Regions from separate parts of the Homo sapiens genome. Here region 2 is linked to region 1. Evidence: read pairs that join two places in POLR2A ChIA-PET (ENCODE). Cell type or tissue: HepG2. All regions are shown on one strand. Each heading gives the region's core, and the rest is flanking DNA. Links, peaks and the distances in the headings are about the cores only.

Region 1 (11,963 bases), core at 2,287-10,286:
TTACCAACATTCGGTCACTGTGGATGCCTGGAGCTCCAGGGCTTTTGCCAACAGAGTGGAGAGCTCCTCCTTCTGAACACGGTCTCCAGTCCCATCTCCCAGACCTCCGGCTTGTCACCCCAGGCCCTTCGGGAGTGAAAATCACGACCCTGCCCACTGGGCCCGTCTGCAAGGCTTAAGCCAGCGTTCTGCAGGTGGACAGTGGCTGTCCCATTTCCCGGAGCTCCCTGGGCCCCCTGCCGCCCCCCTGGAGCCCTGGTCTGGCTGTTGGCAGCCTCCCCTTCTCCTCTGCTGCCTTGGAAGGTGTGGGAGCCTCTGCGGGGTCCCGCCTCTCCCTCATGCCACACTCTCCCCTCTGTGCCCTTGCTCAGCCCCAAGTTCCCTGGCCACATCGCAGGTGGCAGGCGCTGACATTGCCTCTGCCAGCCCCAGAGCCCGGCCCCGGGCACCTCTACCACCTACAGGGTCCTCAACTGTAGCTCTGACCCTGGAGGACTGTGGAAGGCTGCTCTGGCTAGAGTGACCCGCCAGGTCCAGGGATATCCTGTGGGGACAGGGAGGAGCTTGGAGCTGGGCGAGGGGGCGCCGTCCTCAGGAAGGTTGCCCAGCCGCTCGCTGCAGCTCTGAGGTTTGGCAAAGGTTCCACTCTGCCGAGCTGGTGTTTGTGTGATCATTTCCTTGCAATGACGTGGGTTCCACTGCTCACAGTCCCCAGGGCATGTCATCCCTCCCAGCCCACAACTTCCGGGTAGACGGTGCCGGGGGTTTACTGAAGGAGACAATCGGGGTGTTGGATGGAAACCTGCCCCTCAGGGCAAGCATCTGGGGTGGGGACACAGCACACGCAGCCTCCAGCAAACACGAGGGGCCGGAAGGGGCTCAGGCCCAAGTGCGCCCTCACCAGACCCGCTCCCCACACGCACGCACACAAGCTTCCTGCACACACACGCTCCCGCACCACACGCCCGCCTCAGCCCTGCGTGACTGTCCCCCAGCCTCGCCCCTCCCGGCCGGCCGTTCCTGTTCCAGCGCCTCCTCCTCCTCCCCAGCCTCGCTGGCTCTTGCTCAGCCCTTCTGGCCTCCGTCCAGGAGGAACCTGGGGCCAGGCGCTTCCCGCACCCAGCACAGCAGCTCTCACCTCACTGTACCGGGAACCGGAGATGAGTCTCTGTTTTCTGTTTCGTCAGCTTATGAGTAATTTATAAATGTAAAAACAAGGACAATAAGAAAAACCTTTATTAACATGTTTAATATGAACATAAGCAAAGAAAACCTCCTTGTACCTGTGGCCAGTAAGTTTGCAAGCACAGACATCTTAAGCAAAGAAGAAAGCCCTTCTGCTCACGTGAGTTGTGGTCCAGGGGCTGGTCACAAAATAGCGCGTGATGACATCCTTCCTGCCACCGACTGCAGGAGAAATCCACCGTCCGCTCGCTCACCGATCACCCACAGGACATTGTGTTCCCCCACCGCTGGCGTCACCGGCCGCGGGCTCCTGGCTCCGTCTGACTCATCTTCTCCCACCAGGTTTCTTTTTGCCACTGTGGGCAGCAGTTGGAAGATCCTGAGCTCTCGGCTGTGTTCTCATTCCACCTCGAAGAGGATGCAGGACCCAGGGCAGCTTGCGGCAAAGCTGCAGGGTGGCACGGTGTTGGGCCATCCTTCCGGATGCCCAATCTTAGGATTGCAGTCACTGTGGCATAGCTGGGAGCCATGGATGGGTGATAATTCCATGGATAATTCCAGGATGATGGACTAGCAGACATCTCATGATAGGAAAGATAAGACCACTGGGATACATAAGTCATATGTTTTACAGGTTTATGAGAAGTTTATCTGCCTGACAAGATGGGTTGATTTGTGCATCTTAGGTCAGGATAGGATGCGTTTTACTCTATTACAAAAGCAAAAGTAACTTTGTGTTCTCTTTGCACTTTGGAAGACCCATAAGAATATTAAACTCATGAGCTGCCAATCCTTATAACATAACTGCTCCAAAAAGCCATTCTAAAACTAGCTTCATGGGGCGCTGGGGGAAGGCGGGAAGGGAAGGAAGGATGGGAGGAGGAAGAGGAGGCTGAGGGGGGTGGAGAGGAGGGAGGGAGGGGCAGCCAGCAGCTGGCAGGTGGTTGGGAGCTCAGGTTCCGGGGCTTCCAGGCATCATGCAAGCTAATGTTTACATCCCCAGGCAGAAATCAGAATATAGGCTCTTTTCATATGTAACATTTCATTTGGCCTATTTGACAGAACGTTAAATAAAATGTCCACTAAACCTCATCACTACTGAGTTGCTAATACTCTCCTTGCAACATGACTGAAACCAGCAGTGCAGGGAGCTGCCCAGAACCAGGAGACCAGAAAGCCATCCTTAGCAACGTCATCTGCAACGCAATTTAAGTGGTGCCTTTTAGACCAACTGCACTGTTGGTATTTTACCCAAGGTTTTGGGGCACAGAGGTATTGGAAGATTCCTTTTCTGGATCATAAGCCACTTCAAAAACCCTCCTGTAATAGTTCATTTCCAATGAAATGCCATTAGGGCAGCATTAGTCACTGCAATCAAGGTACGGAACTCGCCTAAGTGTCCGTCAACGAATGAATGGATAACGAAGAATGCCGGGTCTGTCCCGCAGATCCTGGCCGACGGGTGAAATGAGTACTCAGACACAGGTATGCAGTGTAAGACCAGCTAGGGGGCTGCCTGGCTCTAGTGGCCAGAGAACAGCCTGGAGAAGCTGGAGCTGCTTGCTTTTTTTTTTTTTTTTTGAGATGGAGTCTCGCTCTGTCACCCAGGCTGGAGTGCAGTGGCACAATCTCGGCTCACTGCAAGCTCCGCCTTCCGGGTTCACGCCATTCTCCTGGCTCAGCCTCCCGAGTAGCTGGGACTACAGGTGCCCGCCACCACGCCCAGCTAATTCTTTTGTATTTTAGGTAGAGATGGGCTTTCACCGTGTTAGCCAGGATGGTCTCGAACTCCTGACCTCATGATCCGCCCGCCTCAGCCTCCCAAAGTGCTGGGATTACAGGCGTGAGCCACCGCGCCCGGCCACTGTCTGCTTTTACTCAGTGCAGGCACAATGCCGAAAACCTGGAGCCCACACAACCTGTAGGTAATTAACATTTATCGTTCCCCTTTCAGGGAACGTTGGACGGATGATCAAAGGTCAGTTCCTGGTCAACATAAGTAAACAAGCCTGTTTAAGATAAATTCCCCTACACTCCTTTGTACCAACTCCTTGCCCTCTGCCTCAGAGTTGTAGGACAGCTGCCTTCAGCTATTCTCCCCGGGAGCTCTGCAGAACCCTCCGCCCTTTCAGAAGGTTTGCGTCCTTTCCCTATAGTTTTTCACACCACTCTGACCTATCCCCCACAGAAAAAAACACATTTACACCTTAGAATACCATTGAACCTTTAAAAAGAAGGAAATCTTGTCATTGCTGACAACACGGATGAACCTGAAGGACATCACTGAGCCAGGCACAGAAAGACAAATCTGCATGATCCCACTGATATACATGTGGAGTGCAAAAAAGTGGAATTAGTAGGAGAGTAGAATGGTGGTTACCAGGCTGGGTAAGGGGGCTCACGTCTGTAATCCCAGCACTTCGGGAGGCTGAGGCGAGCGGATCACCTGCGGTCAGGAGTTCGAGACCAGCCTGGCCAACGTAGTGAAACCCCATCTCTACTAAAAGTACAAAAATTGGCCGGGCGTGCTGGTGCACACCTGTAATCCCAGCTACTCAGGAAGCTGAGGCAGGAGAATCACTGGAACCCAGGAGGTGGAGGTTGCAGCAAGCCAAGATCACGCCATTGCACTCCAGCCTGGGTGTCAAGAGTGAGACTCCGTCTCAAAAAAAATAAATAAAACGGCTACAACACATACACACACACACACACACACACACACACACACACACACACACACGCTGGCATTACCAAGTGCTGTGAGGATGTGGAGGAAATGGAAGACTCAGACTCCACTACTAATATGGAAGCAGCCAGTGGGGAAATCTGGCAACTTCTCATAAAACCAAACATACTCCTTTCCTTTGACCCATTCCTCAGTATCTGCCCAGAGAAATAAAAACATGTCCACACAAAGACTTCAAAAAGAAAGTCAACAGCAACTTTATTCGTGATCGCCAATAGCCAGACACAGCTCCAAGTGTCCATGAATACAGCAGATAAACACACCGGTGTGTTTACACTGGACTGCTTGGCAATCAAAAGAACAAACTCCTGAGACATGAAACAACACAGAAGAATCTCCAGAAACATGACGCTAAGGGAAAGACGCCTTACACAAGGACATGTACCCAATGATCCATTAGTATGAACTCTTAGAACAGGCGGAAGCATAGTGGAGAAATCAGCACAGGTGGCATGGTAGCAGTGGACATAGAATGGAAAGGGGCATAAGAGAATTTTCTGGGGTGAGGGACGTGTTCTATTTGTCTTGATGGCATCTTCGGTTACACTACTGTATTTGTTAAAACTCAGCAAAAGGAGGCTGGGCATGGTGGCTCACGCCTGTAATCCCAGTCCTTTCAGGAGGGTGAGGCAGGAGGATCGCTTGAGGCCAAGAATTTGAGGTTACAGTGAGCCATGATCACGCACTGCACTCCAGCCTGGGCCATAGAGCAAGTACTGCCTTTAAAACAAATAACCTCAGCCAATGTATAATTAAGTTTGTGCACTTCATTACAAACTTAACATTAAAAAACTACAAAAATCATATGCTAGTGGTATGCACGCTGTTTTGGCGGTGATGGATACTGACATTTGCAATTTAATACTGTAACTAACATCGTTTTACTACAACAGCGTAATAATATAACGAGCACCTGCAAGCCCCCCTCCAACAGCAAAACCAGGTATTTCCAGTGACTTAGATCTACTCGTGTGCTTATCCTGTCCCAGTCCCCAGAATGTGCAGCACGTTCTTGCCTTACGAGGATTCCCCCCATGCGTATATACCTAAGTCATATGTTTTATTTATTTATTTTGAGACGGAGTCTCGCTCTGTCTCCCAGGCTGGAGTGTAGTGGTGCAACCGCGGTTCACTGCAACCTCCGCCTCCCAGGTTCAAGCGGTTTTCCTGCCTCAGCCTCCCGAGTAGCTGGGATTACAGGCGCCCATCACGACGCCCGGCCTAAGTCATCCGTTTTACAGCTTCATGTTGATCTGCCTGACGAGATGGGCTGATGCAGGGACAGGCGAGGCCGTGAGCGCGCACACAGTCGCTTTCACCGCAGAATCCAGGCGGTGCTCATCGCAAAATCATTCCGACCTTGCCAGATGTTTGACGTTCTTCATTAAACAAAAACCCCTGAGCAGAACGCCAGGGGCCTGCGCGAAGGCGGGGTCGGGGGAGCTGTTTGGGTCTTTTTTATTTTTCATCCTGGTGACCAGCAATCTGGTCCGCGGTGCCCAAGTTCTCTGCAGCCGGCCTCAGGCCTGATCCAGGCGGTGCCCCGGGCGGGGCCCACAGCCCTGAACCCGCCCCTCCCTCCCCGCAGCCCCGCAGCCCGCGCCCTCCCCTCCCCTCCCCGCCCTCTCCTCCCCTCCCCTCCCCTTCCCTCCTTCCCCCACCCTCCCCTCCCCTCCTTCCCCCACCCTCCCCTCCCTCCCCCCGTCCCCTCCCTCCCCCCGTCCCCTCTCCTTCCCGCCCTCCTCTCCGCACCCTCTCTCCTCCCCGCCCTCCCCTCCCCGCGCCCTCCCCTCCCCGCGCCCTCCACTCCCCTGCCCGCGCCCTCTCTCCTCCCCGCCCTCCCCTCCCCTTGCCCTCCTCTTCCCTCCTCTTCCCTCCTTCCCTCCTCGCAGCCCCAAAACCCGCGACCCCTCTCCGACCCCTCCCGGCGCCCTCCCCTCCCCGCACCACCGCACCTTCCCATCTCCCACCCTTCCCAACGCCCGCCTCGGCAGGGATGCGGCCCTAAGACTTGCAGGAAGCGCGGGTTCGACCCCGGCGCCCTAGCAACCCCTGCCCTCGCCGCTCTAGAGAGCGGGTCTCCTGGCCGGGCCCTCCTGGGTCTCCGTAGCCGCGATCGCCAGACGCGGCGAGCGGAAGGGCCCAGCCCCGCCCTCTCCGGGCACATGACTCGGGCCTGGCCATTCACAGTGCAGCATCGTCCAGCCTTAGTGATTGGGCCATCGGAGAGCACGTGACAACAGCTAGGCCAATTAGAGCTAGGCCAATTAGAGACCACCCGTTTCTATTTATGGTGGAGCCGGCGATCGGCGTGCGGTTGGAAGTGGTGTCCCTGAGGCACCTGCTCGCCCTTTTCCTGCGCCTCCGCAACGTCGGCTGCGAATGAGTCTCCTAAAGGACGCCCGGGAGGATCGGAAACAGCCGAGTCCCGGCGCGGGCAGTGTCCTGCGCTCCTCCCCGGGGTCTGGCCGGGGTGGGCCCGAGGCCCCCGGGCCCCCGGTTACCGCCGCGGGCGCGTCTGCGTCCTGACCCGGAGGGACCCGCGGGCCGGGCCGTACCAGGTGGCGCTGGGGTTAGGGTTGCCGCCACGGAAGCCCAGCTCTGTGGACGCCTGCAGGGCGCCCTCACCGCCCGGGACGGGGGACCCAGCCCAGCCGCAGGGGAAGGACTGGGGCTCGCGGGGACGGAGGGCGGTTAGGATTGCTGGATACAACACGGAACGCCCAATTAACGTTTTTGTTTAACGTGTTTTTTGTAGAGATGGGGTCTCGCTATGTTGCCCAGGCTGGTCTTGAACTCCTGGCCTCAAGCGATCCTCCCGCCTCGGCCTCCAGAGTAGCTGGGACTAGAGGCCTGAGACAGCACGCCCGGCTCAGTTAAGATTTTAAAACAGATTTGTTGAAATATAATGCACTTACTGTGAAATTCACTTATTGAAAGCTTATGGCTTTGCCGTATATTCGGAGATGGGCGGCCATGCTCACTATCTCATGTGACACCGTTTCTGTTGCCCCAGAAAGAAACCCCGTGCCCATGAGCGTTCACTCCCCACCCTGCCCACGGCCCAGCAAATCTGCTTCAGCCCCTATAGATTTACCTCTACCGCGTTGGGCATGTACTAAAAATTGTTTATCTGAAGTACAGATTTATCGGCATCCCATATTTTTATTTGCTAATTCTGGCCATCCTAAAGGTGGCATCGCTCGCTCTGACCAAGGAAGCCTCAAGCAGGCAGGCACGAGAGTCCATCCCTAGCCCTGCCTGGCCCCTCAGAGCCCATCCCTGGCCCTGCCTGGCTCCTCAGAGCTGTCCCTGGCAGGCTCCGGGCTCAGGTGCGCTGCCAGGAGGGGGGCAGTGAGGGCTGTTTTAGGTATAACAATCCTGGATATTTCCTGAGTATCTTGTCCGAATGGTTCCTCTTTCTGTATTTTCTAGCTTCCTCTGTATATTTAAAAATGGTCTTATTGGTGTGTTTCTTCACGACATTTCAATTTTTTGTTATCATTTCCCACAATTTCAGTGATGCAAGATGGTCCTTTCTGAGCAGAGCTCCCCTCGCTCAGTGCTCCTTTGTTTCACGTAGAAGATCTTCTTGAGGGGACTGTGTGGCCAGTGCAGCCCAGGCCTCCCCACCCTGCACCGTTCAACAGAAGAGCAGCTGACGCAGGGGGCCCTCAACATGCTCACCCAAAAGTCAGCGAGATTCTGCACCGGCCCACTAGCCTTCCAATTGTAAACTAAAAATAAAATCTTGGCCAGGCACGGTGGCTCATGCCTGTAATCCCCGCACTTTGGGAGGCAGAGGCAGGTGGATCACCCTGAGGTCAGGGGTTCGAGACCAGCCTGGCCAACATGGCAAAACCCCGTCTCTACTAAAAATACATAAAAATTAGCCAGGCGTGGTGGCACACACCTGTAATTCCAGCTACTCGGGAGGCTGAGGCAGGAAAATCGCTTGAACCTGGGAGGCAGAGGTTGCAGTGACCTGAGATCGTGCCACTGCACTCCAGCCTGGGTGACAATGAGACTCCATCTCAAAAAAAAAAAAGAAAAAAAAATCCTAAGCCCCCCAACTACTGAAAAGACCCCTCTTGGCCAAGGGGTCCCAGAGACACCTTAAAAACTGAGTTTCCAGCCAGACGTGGTGGCTCACACCTGTAATCCCAGCATTTTGGGAGGCCAAGGCGGGTGGATCACCTGAGGTCAGGAGTTCGAGACCAGCCTGGCCAACATGGCAAAACCCCGTCTCTACTAAAAATACAAAAAAATTAGCCAGGTGTGGTGGTGGATGCTTGTAATTTCAGCGACTCTGGAGGCTGAGGCAGGAAAATTGCTTGAATCTGTTTCAGTGAGCCAAGATCGTACCACTGCACTCCAGCCTGGGCAACAGAGTGAGACTCCATCTCAAAAAAAAAAGCCAAAAAACTGAGTTTCCAGCCGTGACGGGATGGTAGGTCAGAGGCACCTCATTCTACCCCCTCCCTTGTGTGGTTTAGACAGAATTGACCGGTGTTCATGTTAAAATAGAGATCATAAGACTAAGAACAGGCTCTGTGGCAATAAAATACCAAATTATAAACAGGACCTCAGGCCAGGCCTGGTGAAAGTAAGTCGTGCATCCCTGCACGTGAAGAATCAACTCTGTTCTAAAGGCCGCAGGTTTCTCTTTTTCTGTAGCAGCTAAACAAGCACTAGCCTCAAGATAAGCAGCATTGAAACAACCGCAGCTCCTCCCCCTGCCGACCCTGGCCCCACACCCCTGCTCCACCAGCCGTAACTAGAGCTTTCCTTGGACAAGAGACTCGTTTCAGTAACTTTTCCCTGATAAGAGACCCTGACCATAGACGGGTTCTGGCTGGTTTACAGAGATTGCACCCTCATGTGCCTTCATGTCCTGAAAGTACTTTTTGAGGTATACCACCTAATTGTAATACGCTTACATGCTGCCTTCACCCCAAGGTGAACATGGGTCATATGTAACATGCATGTTTATCCAGCACACGTGTCCGAATAAACATGCATGTATATTCGCAACGCCTCCTGTAACTTGTTGAGTATGTATACCTGACCAACCCATTCGGCTTACATTCCTGTCTCACCGCACCCTCCCTCCAAGTACCTGTCTCTGGCCTTAGGCTGGAGGCCACACTTCCTAGCCTGTCAGAATGGCCACCTTACAGGCTATAAGACTTTATAAGAAGTAAAGTCTCCTTTCTGAGTGTATAGATCTTGTGATTTTTAACTTAACACAATCCACAGCCGGTTTCCTTCTTTTTTATTTTTATTTATTTTTTTTGAGATGGAGTCTTGCTGTGTCCCCAAGGCTGGAGTGTAGTGGCGCGATCTCTGCTCACCACAACCTTTGTCTCCCGGGTTCAAGCGATTCTCCTGCGTCAGCTTCCTGAGCAGCTGGGATTACAGCCAGTTAATTTTTGTATTTTTAGTAGAGATGGGGTTTCACCACGTTGGCCAGGCTGGTCTCGAACTCCTGACCTCAGGTGATCCATCTGCCTTGGCCTCCCAGAGTGCTGGAATTACGGGCATGAGCCACCGCACCTGGCCCTTCTTTCTTTCTTTGGCTGGGCCTCCCGAAGAGGGTCCCAGGTGTAGAATATGGTCAGAACAGGCAAGGCTCCTCTGATTTCATCTGTTTCTTTGTTATTCAGCCATCCTTGCTGTCATTCCTCTGACTCGTAGCCAGCCCTTCCACTGCGTTTTGTGTACATGTGTTTTTTCCATCTTGAGATGGTAGATTTAAATGGCCATTGTTGTTACCACTATTAGCAAGCTAGGAACGACGGGGGAGAGCCTAACCTGCTATGGGAGCAATCAGGAACCTACAGCAACTTTTTCCTTTTTATTTTTAGATAAATGTTTTATTTTAGAATAGATCTGGGTTTCCAGATAAGATGTGAAGATAGATAGGAGGGCACTGTTGTTAACATCTGACATTAGTTTGGTGTTTGTTATGTAATTAATGAGCCAATACTGACACATTGTAATTGACTAAGGTGTGCACTTGATTCCTATTGCCTCAGTTTCACCTGCTGTCCTTTTCCTGTCCCAGGAGCCCATCCTGGACACTCAGTCCTCGGGTCTCAGGCTCCTCTCAGCTTCTCTCATGTTTGATGACCTTGGCAGTTTTGAGGAGCGCTGGCCAGGTGTGTCGGAGGGTGTCCCTCTGTGGGGATTGGTCTGATATCTTTCTCCTGGTTAGACAGGGGATATGGGTTTTGGGAGGAAGACCGCAGGGTTGAAGTCCCGTCCTCATCGCAGCCTACCAAGGGTGTATGGTCTCCACCTGCCGGGTCACAGGTGGGGCTGGCCTGGGTTACCTGGCCAATGCGGAGCCTGTCAGGTTTCTCCACCACGAAGTCCCCCTTTCCACATGGTGCCCTTGGTGGGGAAGTCAGTATTTGCAGCACCCAAGGAAGGTGTGGGGGTTAGGCTCCCCTCCTTAGGGGCAGAGTGTCTACACAAACTACTTGGAATTCCTTTGTGATTCATCTCTCCTCCCCACTTATTTATTTACTCAGTCATTTCCTTATATCGGTACGGACTTGTGGAGATTTATGCTGCAAGTTATGAGCCAACACGGTGCTGGTTTTGTTTTTCGATCACTTCTTCACCTTCTAACTATATTACCAGGGCTGCCACAGCTAAATGCCACAGCCTGGGCAGCTTAAACAACAGGTGTTTCTCTTCTCACAGTTATGGAGTCTGGACGTCTGAGATCAGGCTGCCGGCAGGGTGGGTTCCTCCTGAGGCCTCTCTGTGGCTTACAGACAGCATCCCTGCGTCCTCGTGTGACCTCTCCCTGCATTCTCCTATAGCCTGTCTGCATGCTCACGTGGCCTCTCCCTGCGTCCTCACATGACCTTTCCCTGTGTCCTCATGTGGCCTCTCCCTGCGTGCTCACGTGGCCTCTCCTCTGTGTGCTCACGTGGCCTCTCCCTGCATGCTCACTCCTGGTGTTTCTTCCTGTTCTCATAAGGACAACAGTCTTGGCTGGGTGTGGTGGCTCATGCTCGTAATCCCAGCGCTTTGGAAGGCCAAAGCGGGAGGATCACTTGAGTCCAGGAGTTCAAGACCAGCCTGGGCAATATAGTGAGACCCTGCCTCTACTGAATAAAAAAAAGACACCAATCTAATCAGATCAGGGCCCCTGACCCTCATGACCTCATTGAACCTTAATCATTTCCTCAAAGGCTCCATCTCCAAATGCAGTCACATCGGGGGCTAGGGCTTCCACCTGTGATTTGGGGGCAAAGAAATTCAGCCCATAACACTAGCACTGCAAGGCACTCCAGGATCATCTTATGTATTTGCTGTTCCAGTCCTCAAATCAGCCACTTAGCCAAGGACCTGTGGTTCTTTTAACTGGAGAAGGGTCTTAGAGACCAAGATCTGAAGGCTAAGTGTGCTCATTGCTTCTCAGCTGACAGAACAAAGAGATAGATGTGTGTATACGAAGCTGTGTGTATACACATCTGTTTGTACACATATCCAGAAGTAGCTACATTAAGCATGAAATTATACCAATGTCTCTAATTCTGTTACCACATGGATCATTCTAGCCTTTCCATTTGTTTATCTGGAAGCTCCCATTCCCATAGTGAGAAACCTGACCCCTACCACCTGCCACCACGTACTCAGTTTTTCACTTCCAGAGTAGATGTATAGTGGTTTCAGAATTATTAGCTGGTATCCCCGTGGGAAATGCCTTTATCACCTAGAGGAAGTGTTGACATCCTCTGTCTTTAGTCCTACAGACTCCACGCGTGTCCAAAGTTACTTAGGTCAGCACCCTGCCGTGAGGCTCTCTGCAACCTGGGTGAGGCAGGTACCACCCAGGCATCAGGCCTAACTCCTCCCCTGGCTCTGGAGGAAAGGACACCATCCTGCTGGGAGCGGCTGTCCAAGTCACAAATGAGGGCAGTGGCAAGGACACATCATTCCTCCTGCATGGAGCGCTGGCTTCTCAGCCATTGCAGACAGTGCACCCATGCATCTGTAATGCAGTTAGAGTCTC
Region 2 (11,963 bases), core at 2,233-10,232, 55 kb before region 1:
CTGGCAGTTGGCAGCGGTTTCCAGGCGCCTGCGTGACCCTGTCTGTAGCCTACAGGAGCAGGTGCTGCCTGTGATGGGGGCCCTGGGCTCCAGCAGATGTAGGAAGGTATGAGAGTGCAGCCACCCTCCTACACCCTCTCTCCCTAAGGCCTCCATAGTAGATTTAGGGTTCATGCTACTGGGTGAGATGGAGTTGAGGGAGGGCCCGCAGTTCTAAAGATCTGGGTCACACTTGGGCTATAGGGCCCTGTTAGCCATGAACTCCTTCATCAAATAAACCAAATGTGGAAGACGCATACCTGGGGCCCTGGTGCTTGATTTTGTTTTCTGCTCTCATCTCTCATCACCCTACAAAATGCATCTCCATAAAAAGACATTAAACAGCCCCGCACGGTGGCTCACGTCTGTAATCCCAGCACTTTGGGAGGCCAAGGCAGGTGGCTCACCGGAGGTCAGGAGTTCGAGACCAGCCTGGCCAACATGGTGAAACCCCGTCTCTACTAAAAATACAAAAATTAGCTGGGCATGGTGATGGGAGCCTGTAATCCCAGCTACACGGGAGGCTGAGGCAGAAGAATTGCTTGAACCCGGGAGGTAGAGGTTGCAGTGAGCCGAGATTGCGCCACTGCACTCCAGCCTGGGCAACAGAGTGAGACTCTGTCTCCAAAAAAAAAAAAAAAAAAAAAAGACATTAAATGAGACTAAGAAAAAAATGGCAAGTATTAAACATTTTGGGTAAATCAGAGCCATGTCATGCTGGCCTCACCCTCAGCCACCAGCTGCCTGCCCCCGCAGAGCCAAGCTCATTGCTGTCTGTCATCTGAGTGAGGGCACTGTGCATGATGAATAACACCTTTTTTTTGTTAAAAACAGCTTGAAATATTTACTTCAGTTTAATCTGTTCATTTTTAAATCAGAGCAAAACCAAAGTTGTGCAGAATGAGCTGGGAGATTAGGGGGCCTCAATCCTACTCCACAGGGACCCTGTCCACATGTGGCTCAATCCTGCTCCATAAAGACCCTAGCCACAGGCCGTGGCCCAACCCACATGGCCTGGACACACAGAACAACCCTCAAATCAACCCAGAAGCTCCAGATACTGGGCGTGCCCCCCACAGCCCTCGGCAACACCATAAACCCCACTTGGGGACACAATGGGGGCCACCGCCAGGCACACAAATGGCCCCAAAGGAGCATGGCCTCCCCCTCCTCTGCCCACTGGTCTGGATCCTACCTCCTAGGGGTGGGCACCAGGGGTTCTGTCCAAGGAAAGGGGCTCTGCCCATGACAACTGGGAGGTGGTGTCGTGTCCACCCTGCCATGCACAGCGCCCACACACAGGAAGCGGCGTGGCTGCAACAGCCCCTGGGTGTGAGGCCTCCCATACCCCTGGTGTGCTCGCTGAGATCTGAGACTGGAGAAGCAGGCACTGGAAGCAGGACTTGGCGAACCCACACGCCTCCTGGCAGGGAGGGAAGATTATGGAAACTGGGGGCTTCCGGGTGCACCTGTGCCACCCCCACATGGCTTGGGGCAGGCGCCTGGCATCCCTGGGCACCTGTGGGTGCGGCAGAGCAGCCCGGAGGCAGCAGGATCAATTTCTAGGCTCTGGATTTGGGCGCCAACTTGCTGTGTGCCAATAGCACCCCCTGGTGGTCACTTCAGTCTGCACGGACGCTCGTGCTTTTGTACCATCAAATCAGCCAAGCCCGCAAAGGGGCCCTGCCATTGGCCTGGTCTCTGGACTGGTTGCTGGGAAGAACTGAGAACCATGGCTGGCCCTTTAGCAATTCCTGAGGCCTCCCGACCCTCCTCCTCCAATCGGCTCTGCCTCCATCTTCTGATCTGTGGAGTTGGGATGTTGCACACGGCATCCCGACGGCAACCCGCGTCCTCCTTCAGCTGAGAGTCTGCCGGGTGGGCTGAGGCCGGGCCAGGGGCTATACCTGGGCCACCCCAGCAAGCTCCCTCCCTCGGTCCAGCTCCACGGCCGGCCCCAGCCCTGGAGGCCTATTGCGAGTGCATGTTTGTGTGTGAGAGCATGCCCTCACGAGTGTGCAGGGGTGTGTGGGGTGCGGTGTATACATGCACAGGTGTGTTCGTGTGTATGCAGGAGTGGGCGGGTGCACAGACGTGCACCTGTGGGCAGGAGTGACCTCAGAGACTCCTTCCCGCAGATGCCTCGGTCGCAGGGCCCCAGCCCGGCGTGGTTGGTGACCTCAGAGACTCCTTCCAGCAGACGCCTCGGCCGCGGGGTCCCAGCCCGGCGTGGTTGCTGCTCTACACACATCTGCTGGATTGAAGTAAACAGGAAGAGTCAGTTAATAATAGAAGGACTTGGGGTGTGAAGCAGCTGGCCCCAAAGGCAGGAGCTACAAAGCGAGAGGACCTAGAAGCAGATGCTGACTGAGGTCAGGTTTGGGGTAGATAACAGGGGGCAGGTCATTCATGTTCTCTGCTTGCCTGTGTTTTCCACAGCTTCTAAAATGAACTTGAGTTACCTGGAAATAAGAAGCTCAACAATTGTAACATTCTCGGGCTGCCAGCAACTCCATGTCTGAAGCCCAGCCTGGATCGAGCCCTGGAGAAGCCTCGAGGGTGGGCCGAGGTGGTGGCCCGTCCAGCCCTCCTGGACAGGCCCAGTGGCTGGGACAGAGGCCTCCGAGGTGCCGGGTGTGCCGGCCCCACGATGGTGCACCTGCCGCCACCCCGGTGAGATGGGCATCACCCAGGGAGGCGCAGAGAAGCCGGCAGCGCAGCCAGGACTGACACGTAATCCCGACACCTGGGCCATCGGCAAGAACTGTCAGCCTACTTGACCTCTTTTTGTGACAAATCAGATCCTCCCCCAAGAACAGACCAGTGTCTGTCAGCATCAACCCCCACAGACACCTCTGCTGGTGTGGCAGGTGACATTGCCACAGTGGGGCCCTGAGTCAGGCGGCAAGTCTCTGTAACAAACAGCTCCAGGAGCAGTCATGCTAGTGGGGGGCTCAGCCTGTGCAGGCCCTGGGACCTGGGTAAAGTCGAGGTGCAGCATCAGAGTCCGGGGCCCCTGCACCCCAGGCCAAAGGTTGCCCTCATCCCACAGAGCCTTCCGTTGCAGCTGGTTCAGGCCCCGGGGCCAGCCGGGCATCTCGCCCTGAAAACCACAGGCTCCGTGCAGAGGGGAACCCGAGAGAGGCCTGCAGATGCCACACATGATGCTGGTGTCACATTGAAATAGTTTCGGCAGGGGGCGGTGGCGCACGCCTGGAATCCCAGCACTTATGGAGGCCAAGGCAGGCGGATCACCTGAGGCCAGGAGTTCAAGACCAGCCTGGCCAACATGGTGAAACCCCATCTCTACTAAAAATATAAAAATCAGCTGGGCGTGGTGGTGCACGCCTGTAATCCCAGCTACTCTGGAGGCTGAGGCAGGAAAATAGCTTGAGCATGGGAGGCAGAGGTTGCAGTGAGCTGAGATCACACCACTGCACTCCAGCCTGGGTGAAGAGTGAGACTCTGTCTCAAAAAAAATAAAAAGAAAAAAAAGAAATAGTTTGACCCCAGAGTCATTCTGGCACAACCTAAAAAGCCGACTCTTTAACATTTGAGCTTTTAAAAATACCAAATAACCTGGGAAAGTGACACGCTGTCCCTGTGGCCATGGGGCCATGTGAAGGGTGACGTGTCTTGCGCAGATGCCCTGTGTGCGGCCCTCACTGAAGCTGCAGGGTCTGCTGCCGCTCACAGCTCTGGACTCCAGACGTCTGCCTCTCGGGACACTTGGGACTCGATTCCACAGCTCCAGAAAACCCAGGAAACCCGAAGGCGACCTCAACACCGTTCGTTCTCTCAGTAGCATACGTGATAAATGAAGTAAAAACTCCTTTAAAGCGAGGGTTTGGGGAAACAGAACTGTTGTGTCTCAGACGGCGTTAACCAAGTTGCAATCATTTTACAATTGGGAAACTTTCTAAGAAAACTATCTACACATCTGCTTACAAATCAAAGCCAGAGTGTTTTCTACCGTCAGGAAACTGGGAGAGGCTCAGGAATGAGGGGGAGGCAGTCAAGAAATCGCTAATTAAAACCAGCGCTTTCCCACCCTTCTGGCTGGGAGGGGGCCGGGAAAGACGAGGAAGTGGAAGAGGTCAGGAGAAGGCAGTGAGTGAACAGATTACTGTCCCAGTCTCCACCTTTGTGTTTATGTTTGTACTTTTCCATGATAAAAGCTTTGTTCTGAACATCGGCCTCCCCCGGGCTGTGCAGAGCTCCACGGCCCCGGCTACCCCAGTGGCTCCAGTGGCCGACAGGGTTGATTCTACTCACCTGAGCAGGTGAGCCTCCCCAGAGTCACCTGGCATCGCTCTGGTGGGTTTGAAGGAGAGGTCAGGATCCCAGGACATGCACGCGCGGGTGGCAGTGACCCTACCAGAGCTGGGGTCACGGGGGGAACTGAGGCACCCCCCACAGACATTTTTAAATTCTAAAATCAGATGCTTTTGTTTAGTTGTTCAGAGTGAGGCTTCTATGCCCCTGCATGTGCGTCTCCAGTTTGGAACTTATGCTCCTCTAGGAGTTCCCGAGGCTCTGCGTAGAGATCAGTGGAAGAATTGGCTCAGATCAGCCTCAAGTCCTGAGGAGCAATCGTATTTCAGGGACGGCTGGCTTATTTCATTTATTATAATTCTCCTATTTACTATTCAATTCCAACACAGCAGGTTTCCAAATGTGAGAGGGAAACATTTACGTCGTGGGGACTGTGGCTGTAAATTCCCACTATGGCAGGTTTCTCTTTGACAAATAAAAGCGTTGGTTGAATTATTGACAAGGAAGATAGATTTAGAAATGTGTGTCAGACGTGGGGCTGGGTGAGTTTGTGAAGGAGAGAGAGGTGAAGGAAAGCTATGAGGCGAGCAGGGCAGGGTGGCAGCCGGCCAGCCCAGGGGGTCTCGTGGAAAGCTATGAGGCGAGGAGCAGGGCAGGGTGGCAGCCGGCCAGCCCAGGGGGTTTCGTGGGTGTTTATGCTGGGACCTTGGCCCAGGACCCCACCTGGCAGCCTCTCCTTCCCAGCAGGGCCAGCCCCCTGCAGCCCCAGGCCCTGGGGGGCAGTCTTGGAGGGGCTCTGGCTCTGATGTCTTCCCTCCCTCCAACGCTGGTCCCAGCACTCAAATAGAAACTCAAATCCTATTTTCTGCGGGTAGAGATAGGATGACAAGAGGCCTCCCTTCTAGAAAGGAAAATGAGAGATCAGAAAAATCAGAAAAACCAGAAGGCATTGGCTGGGTGCAGTGGCTCACGCCTGTAATCCCAGAACTTTGGGAGGCCGAGGTGTGGGGATCACCTGAGGTCAAGAGTTCAAGATCAGCCTGGCCAACACGGTGAAACCTCGTCCCTACTAAAATACAAAAATTAGGCGGGCGTGGTGGCAGGCACCTGTAATCCCAGCTACTCAGGAGGCTGAGTCAGGAGAATCACTTGAGCCTGGGAGGCGGAGGTTGCAGTGAGCCAAGAACGCACCATTGCACTCCAGCCTGGGTGACAAGAGCAAAACCCTGTCTCAAAAGACAAGACAAGAAAATCAGAAGGTCTTAGCTCTGGTGGAAGAGCCCGGAGAGAGGGCGTTCAGGCTGGGACCCCCTCAGTCTCTCTGTCTCCAGAGGGGGGCGTTCAGGCTGGGACCCCTCAGTCTCTCTGTCTCCAGAGAGGGGGCGTTCAGGCTGGGACCCCCTCAGTCTGTCTCCAGAGAGGGGGCGTTCAGGCTGGGACCCCCTCAGCCTGTCTCCAGAGGGGGGCGTTCAGGCTGGGACCCCTCTGTCTCTCTGTCTCCAGAGAGGGGGCGTTCAGGCTGGGACCCCCTCAGTCTCTCTGTCTCCAGAGAGGGGGCGTTCAGGCTGGGACCCCCTCAGTCTCTCTGTCTCCAGAGAGGGGGCGTTCAGGCTGGGACCCCCTCAGCCTGTCTCCAGAGGGGGGCGTTCAGGCTGGGACCCCTCTGTCTCTCTGTCTCCAGAGAGGGGGCGTTCAGGCTGGGACCCCCTCAGTCTGTCTCCAGAGAGGGGGCGTTCAGGCTGGGACCCCCTCAGTCTGTCTCCAGAGAGGGGGCGTTCAGGCTGGGACCCCTCAGTCTCTCTGTCTCCAGAGAGGGGGCGTTCAGGCTGGGACCCCCTCAGTCTCTCTGTCTCCAGAGAGGGGGCGTTCAGGCTGGGACCCCCTCAGCCTGTCTCCAGAGGGGGGCGTTCAGGCTGGGACCCCCTCAGTCTGTCTCCAGAGAGGGGGCGTTCAGGCTGGGACCCCTCTGTCTCTCTGTCTCCAGAGAGGGGGCGTTCAGGCTGGGACCCCCTCAGTCTGTCTCCAGAGAGGGGGCGTTCAGGCTGGGACCCCCTCAGTCTGTCTCCAGAGAGGGGGCGTTCAGGCTGGGACCCCCTCAGTCTCTCTGTCTCCAGAGGGGGGTGTTCAGGCTGGGACCCTTCTGTCTCTCTGTCTCCAGAGAGAGGGCGTTCTGCTGTATAAACAGGAAGCCCCGGGTGCCTGAGGATCCTTGGCACAAGCAGGGCGGGGACCGGGTCGGGGTCGCCCACATGGGCACTATCCCGAAATCTTGTGCCATCTCTTGTATTTAAAAGCAGAGTGGTTCTTCCCCCCACACTGTGGCGGCTAGCTAATTTTTTTAAGTTTTGAGTTTTTAAACCCGAACCTGCCGCTGAGCAGTTTGCAGCTTCACACTCGCGTGTGCAAGAAACAGCTTCCTGACTTCCCCCTCGGAGCCCTCCTGGGGAGGGGAAGCCGCTCCTTGGCTGCTGCGCCCTCAGACACACGCTCCCTTGTGTCAGGTGTGTCAGGCCTCTGAGCCGAAGCTCAGCCATTGTAACCCCTGTGACCTGCACATGTATGTCCAGATGGCCTGCAAGAGCCAAGAAGTCTGGGGCAACCCAAATCTACAAAAGAATGAAACAGCCAGCTCCTGTCTTAACTGATTGACCAACCTTACGACATTCCATGATGACCTGTTCCTGCCCTGTCCCACCTGATCGATCGACCTCGTGACATTCTTCTTCCGGACAATGAGTCTTATGATCTCCCCACCATGTACCTTGTGACCCCCTCCTCTGCTGACAATAGGTAACCACCTTTCACTGTAACTTTCCACTGTTTACCCCAGTCCTATAAAACGGCCCCACCCCTACCTCTCTTTGCTGACTCTTTTCGGACTCAGCCCACTTGCACCCAAGTGAATAAACAGCCTTGTTGCTCACACAAAGCCTGTTGGTGTCTCTTCACATGGACGCACGTGACACAAAGTGCTGGGGTTACAGGCGTGAGCTGCCACGCCCGGCCCTCTTTGCTCTTTCGTACGAATTTTATTTTTTATTTTTATTTTTTTTCTTGAGACAGAGTCTTGCTCTGTCGCCCAGGCTGGAGTGCAGTGGCGCGATCTCGGCTCACTGCAAGCTCCGCCTCCCGGGTTCACGCCAGTCTCCTGCCTCAGTTACCTGAGTAGCTGGGACTACAGGCGCCCGTCACCACACCTGGCTAATTTTTTGTATTTTTTTAGTGGAGACGGGGTTTCACCGTGTTAGCCAGGATGGTCTTGATCTCCTGACCTCGTGATCCGCCCGCCTCGGCCTCCCACAGTGCTGGGATTTACAGGCGGGAGCCACCACACCGGCCTTCGTATGAATTTTAGAACCAGTTTTTCCAATTTCATGAAAAATTATCTTAGGAATTATATTAATTTCGGGAAAACAGTTATCTTTGGGTCCCACGTAAACACAGGGAGTGGGAAACAGTCGTGTGGCATCTGTGGCACAGAACACAGAGACCAGGCCCCGGCGGCTCTGCCAAGCGAGGCTTCGTCCCGGAGACTCGGCGTGTGGCCTCCGGGTCACAGAAACGGCCTTCGTAGCTGTTTGATGTCACACCAACGAGACTTCATTCGTGTTAGCAGAACTTTGGGGACGACGTGACCCTGCGTGACAGCCGGGAACACGGGAGCCAGATGTGGGGACAGCGGCGAGCTGGCACCCCGGATGGAAAGCCGGACAGAAAGGCGGACAGAGCTGCAGCCACGACCAGGAGTAGCAGCAGGTCCTCGGACGAGAGGCAGCCCCCGTTCCCGGACCAAACTGAGGGTCGGGCCCCATAACGAGACGCAGCTGAACTGGGGAGGAAGCACGTGTTTATTTCCCCAACCGGTTACAGGGAGAAGGCCTGGACATTATCTCCAGACCAACTCAAAATTACAGTCCTCCAGAGCTTATCTACCTTCCACACGCTACGTCTACGTGTAAGTGTGCATTCATCTGAAGACTAAGTGACTAACTTCTAATCTGTAACTGAGGTCTGAGTCCTGAAGACCTTCCTCTGGAGCCTCAGTAAGTTTAATCTAGATGGGTCCAGGTGCTGGGTCATTACCCTTATCCTGTCTCCTGCTAAGTCACGGAGGTTGGAGAAGTTCCTTCGGGCCCCCAATAAGCTTGTTTGTGGAGGCCTGAGGAGTTCCTTCAGACCCGCGATAAAATTTGTTTTATCCTAAATGGGTCCTATTAAGAATTCCTTTGTTATTTTTTCATGCTTTAAGGCCCAGGAAAGGGCTAGGCAAAACTCTTGGTATGCTTCTGTTACATTCCAGCCTTTGTATAAGGGCACTGGCTTTTAACTCCCTCAGTACTGAAACTGGTCATGGAGGCCCACGTTAGTGAGACCTGGCCTACCGCACTCCCACCCAGCCCACGGGCGTGTAAATCTGTGCAGCCAGACACACCCTCACCCTGCAACCACCCCTGCAAACCCCCCTTCCCCACTTCCCCATTGTGAGATGTGGCAGCCCAGGGCGGAGTGGGTATTTGCCCTAAAGACAAACACCGCTGGAGGCACGGAGCCGACACAGGCGCCATGAGCTGACACAGGCACGGAGCTGACACAGGCACGGTGAGCTGACACAGGCACGGAGCCGACACAGGCACCATGGTGTCTGTGGGACTGTGACTGCCGAAGGCCAGAATCAGCCTACGCACACACACACGGGGCTGTTGACTTAGTCACCCCCCACCCAACACAGCAGCCATGCCTGGGAGGCCACCCCGCACCCACCAGGAGGGTCTCCAGGAGGGCCTGGTGTGGGCCAGGCTGAGCTCAGGACGCCGTGATGGTCGTGCCTCCTTCTGTGTCAAAGGGGAGGGGCAGATAGAATACGTGTTTTTCTTTGCTTTTAGCTACATAGTCTGAAGGATCCACAGGAGCACAATAAAGGAAGAGCCACCTGGGGCTGAGGAAGAATCAAGACTCTTGCCACCTGTGATGTGGAGTGCTCCGTCTCTGAAAGGTGTACCGTATTAGCTGTGGTTAAAAACAATTTAAGGCCAGGTGCCATGGCTCACGCCTGTAATCTCAGCACTGTCGGAGGCCAGGGCGGGAGGATCACCTAAGGTCAGGAGTTCGAGACCAGCCTGGCCAACATGGCAAGACCCACCCCCGCCCCCCCTGCCTCCCTGTCTCCACTAAAAATACAAAATTTAGCTGGGCATGGTGGTGGGTGCCTGTAATCCCAGCTACTCAAGAGGCTGAGGCAGGAGAATCGCTTGAACCTAGGAGGTGGAGGTTACAGTGAGCTGAGATCACACCACTACACTCCAGCCTGGGTGACAGAGTGAGACTCCGTCTCAAAAAAAAAAAAAAAAAAAAAAGAATTTTACCAAAGACCAGCTTTAGCTGTCTGCCCAACTAATTTTTCCTTTTCTTCTCCCTTGAAAGCAGCTTCACTAAGGCGGTGGCATGTCACAGCTCCATGATACAGAGCAGGGCTGCCCCGGAGAAGTGTGCGGAGAGCAGCAGCTCAGGGCAGGGCAGCCGTCACATTTATACCCACTTTTAACTACATGCAAATTAAGAGGTGGGGCATTCAGAATTTCCTAGAAAAGGGGTGGTACTTCTGGGTCATTGCCATGGAAAGGGGCAGTAACATCTGGGTGTTGGCATGGCAATGGTAAAGTGTCACAAACTCATGGGCCTATAGGAGCCAGCTGGCTGCAGGTGGCTGTTCTGACAGACTGGAACCTGCTTACCTGGCTAACCCTTGTCGCCTGATAGGTCATCCAAGGAGAGAACTTGAACCAAAATTTGGGTAAAGCAATCTCTGTGGCAGTTTGGTTTTATAAAACAAGACAAAACGAAACAAAAAAAATTGTTTTACCCTCTTTCTCTTTAGTTTCAAATGAGTTTCCAACGTTTACATTCTAGTTAGACCGTAAATAACGAGTCTTCGCACCAGCAGCTTAGTAACAGCAGGTTTAAAGCAAGAAAGAAAAGAGAGGACCAGAGAGCACCTTAGAACACTGCTTAACCACAGCACAGGTTCACCACTGGAGGTCTGAATTTTCCTCGCTGTCATTTGCCCGTCAGCTTAAAACATGCACAATGGGCTGTAATATGTAACCAGCTGGAGTCCCTAAGAGGACGACAAAATCAGGGGCCGGGATGTTGGAAACTGTTTTTCCCTTTTTGGGCTGGGCCCCTGGATTGAACAGGAAAATAGAAAAGAAAGGAAAGCGGAGGAGAAAGGTTTGCAGCAGGGAGGAGAAACAAGAAAGGAAGGAGGGAGGCTGGCGAGCCTCCAGCCACTGCGTGGTGCGGGGCCAGCACCCCCTCACCCTTGATCATCTCCCATCAGGGAAAGCCTCCGCACCCCAGACCTGCGCGGTGTGGGATGAATCCCTCCCACCTCCGCAGATCACCTGTCAAGGTCAGCTGTTCGCAGCCACAGGGAGCTAAGGGTGCTTTTGACCAAGAGGAATAACGCTTTGGTGGCGGACGGGAGGAGGACGTTGGAGGAAGGAGAGAGAGGTCAGGGTGCACACACTCATGCGCACAAACCAACAGCTGCGTCCAAAAAACCTCCTTTAAGGGGCTCGGTTTCAAACGGCCCCTCGGGCGACTGAACCCGCACTGAGCAGAGGCCCTAGGGTGCCACAAACACAAACGAATTCAAATGTATCAAATGCCCAACTGGTGTCACTCACAGCCAAGTCTAAACAGAGGAGGGCCTCAGCCACACCCCAAAGAGGCAGAGGGTCCCTGGGTGAACTCCAACTAAGGCACCCAGTTCCAAAGTTTATTAACTTCTCCAAAGGTCACTTCCTTTGCACCAGCAAAGCGTTGAAGGCAGCAGGAAGAGAAGGACAGGATTCCCGGACGAAAGCATCTCGGCGGCCACGGGGCAGCTCCTCCCATTCCAGCCACAGGCGCAGCAGCCAGGAGCAGCTGGAACTCACAGGTGAACCTACGCCCTGCCCAACAGAAACCAGATGGGCAGGCTTGGGCCCCCCAAAGCACACAACGTTCCCCACACGGGCCACCAAAATTGTAACCGAACGCAAGTTCCGTTCCTCACCACTTGCAGAGTCCAGTAATCAAGAGGGAGGCCTGGTTGAAAGAAAGTGACTTTATTATCCGAAACTAGTCATGGGCAAGGGGCCGCATTCCCGTCCAAAGCAACCACTTCAAATTCCTAGGGAGAAGGCAGGGGCTTGTCACGGGGAAGCTGGCGTGGGAGGCGTGCCGGCGCCGTGCTGGGTACAAGGTCTGTGTGTCTGTCCTCAGTGGCTATCTTGGGTCCCAGTACACTTGGAGCGCAGGCTGGGGTCATCTGATCAACGGCTGGGTGGCTGACTTGCTGCCTGGGGGAAACCTCTGGAATTTTGCCGCTGAGTTTCCAGGGTTGGTCTGTCTATCTCAAGATTAGGCCCTGGAACGTTTTTGAGACAGAGTCTCGCCCTGTTGCCCAGGCTGGAGTGCAGTGGCACAGTCACAGCTCACTGCAGCCTCCTGGGTTCAAGTGATTCTCCTGCCTCAGCCTCCCAAGTAGCTGGGATTACAGGTGTGCACCACCACGCCTGGCTAATTTTTGTATTTTTAGTAGAGATGGTGTTTTACCATGTTGGCCAGGCTGGTCTCAAACTCTTGATTTCAAGTGATCTGCCCAC

The links. Peaks named below come from ENCODE experiments on the same cell type or tissue, not always from the same donor. Only the 100,000 strongest peaks of a DNase experiment are listed, where the experiment ranks them.
Region 2: POLR2A ChIA-PET joins it to region 1 with 38 read pairs; 24 of 35 experiments call an interaction of 5 or more read pairs at or near these places.

The regions. Positions count from the first base shown.
Region 1 is chr17:82,287,052-82,299,014 of GRCh38, reverse strand. LINC01970 (long intergenic non-protein coding RNA 1970) reads left to right here and starts at 6,201. Exons shown (of 2, transcript NR_135639.1): 1 at 6,201-6,492; 2 at 7,452-8,969. RefSeq lists enhancers at 447-1,078, 5,400-5,509 and silencers at 6,266-6,515, 6,556-6,605. In HepG2, for the core only: no CTCF peak of the experiment used is centred there; DNase peaks (open chromatin) are centred at 3,154, 5,380, 6,154 and 8,664; H3K4me3 peaks cover 1,547 bases.
Region 2 is chr17:82,341,689-82,353,651 of GRCh38, reverse strand. No RefSeq gene overlaps it. Among named protein-coding and RNA genes, the nearest start is that of TEX19, 12 kb to the left of the region's middle. RefSeq lists enhancers at 831-1,707, 2,138-2,357, 3,036-3,155, 8,387-8,922 and a silencer at 2,088-2,266. In HepG2, for the core only: a CTCF peak has its summit at 3,235 (motif pointing right); DNase peaks (open chromatin) are centred at 4,188 and 7,061; H3K4me3 peaks cover 974 bases.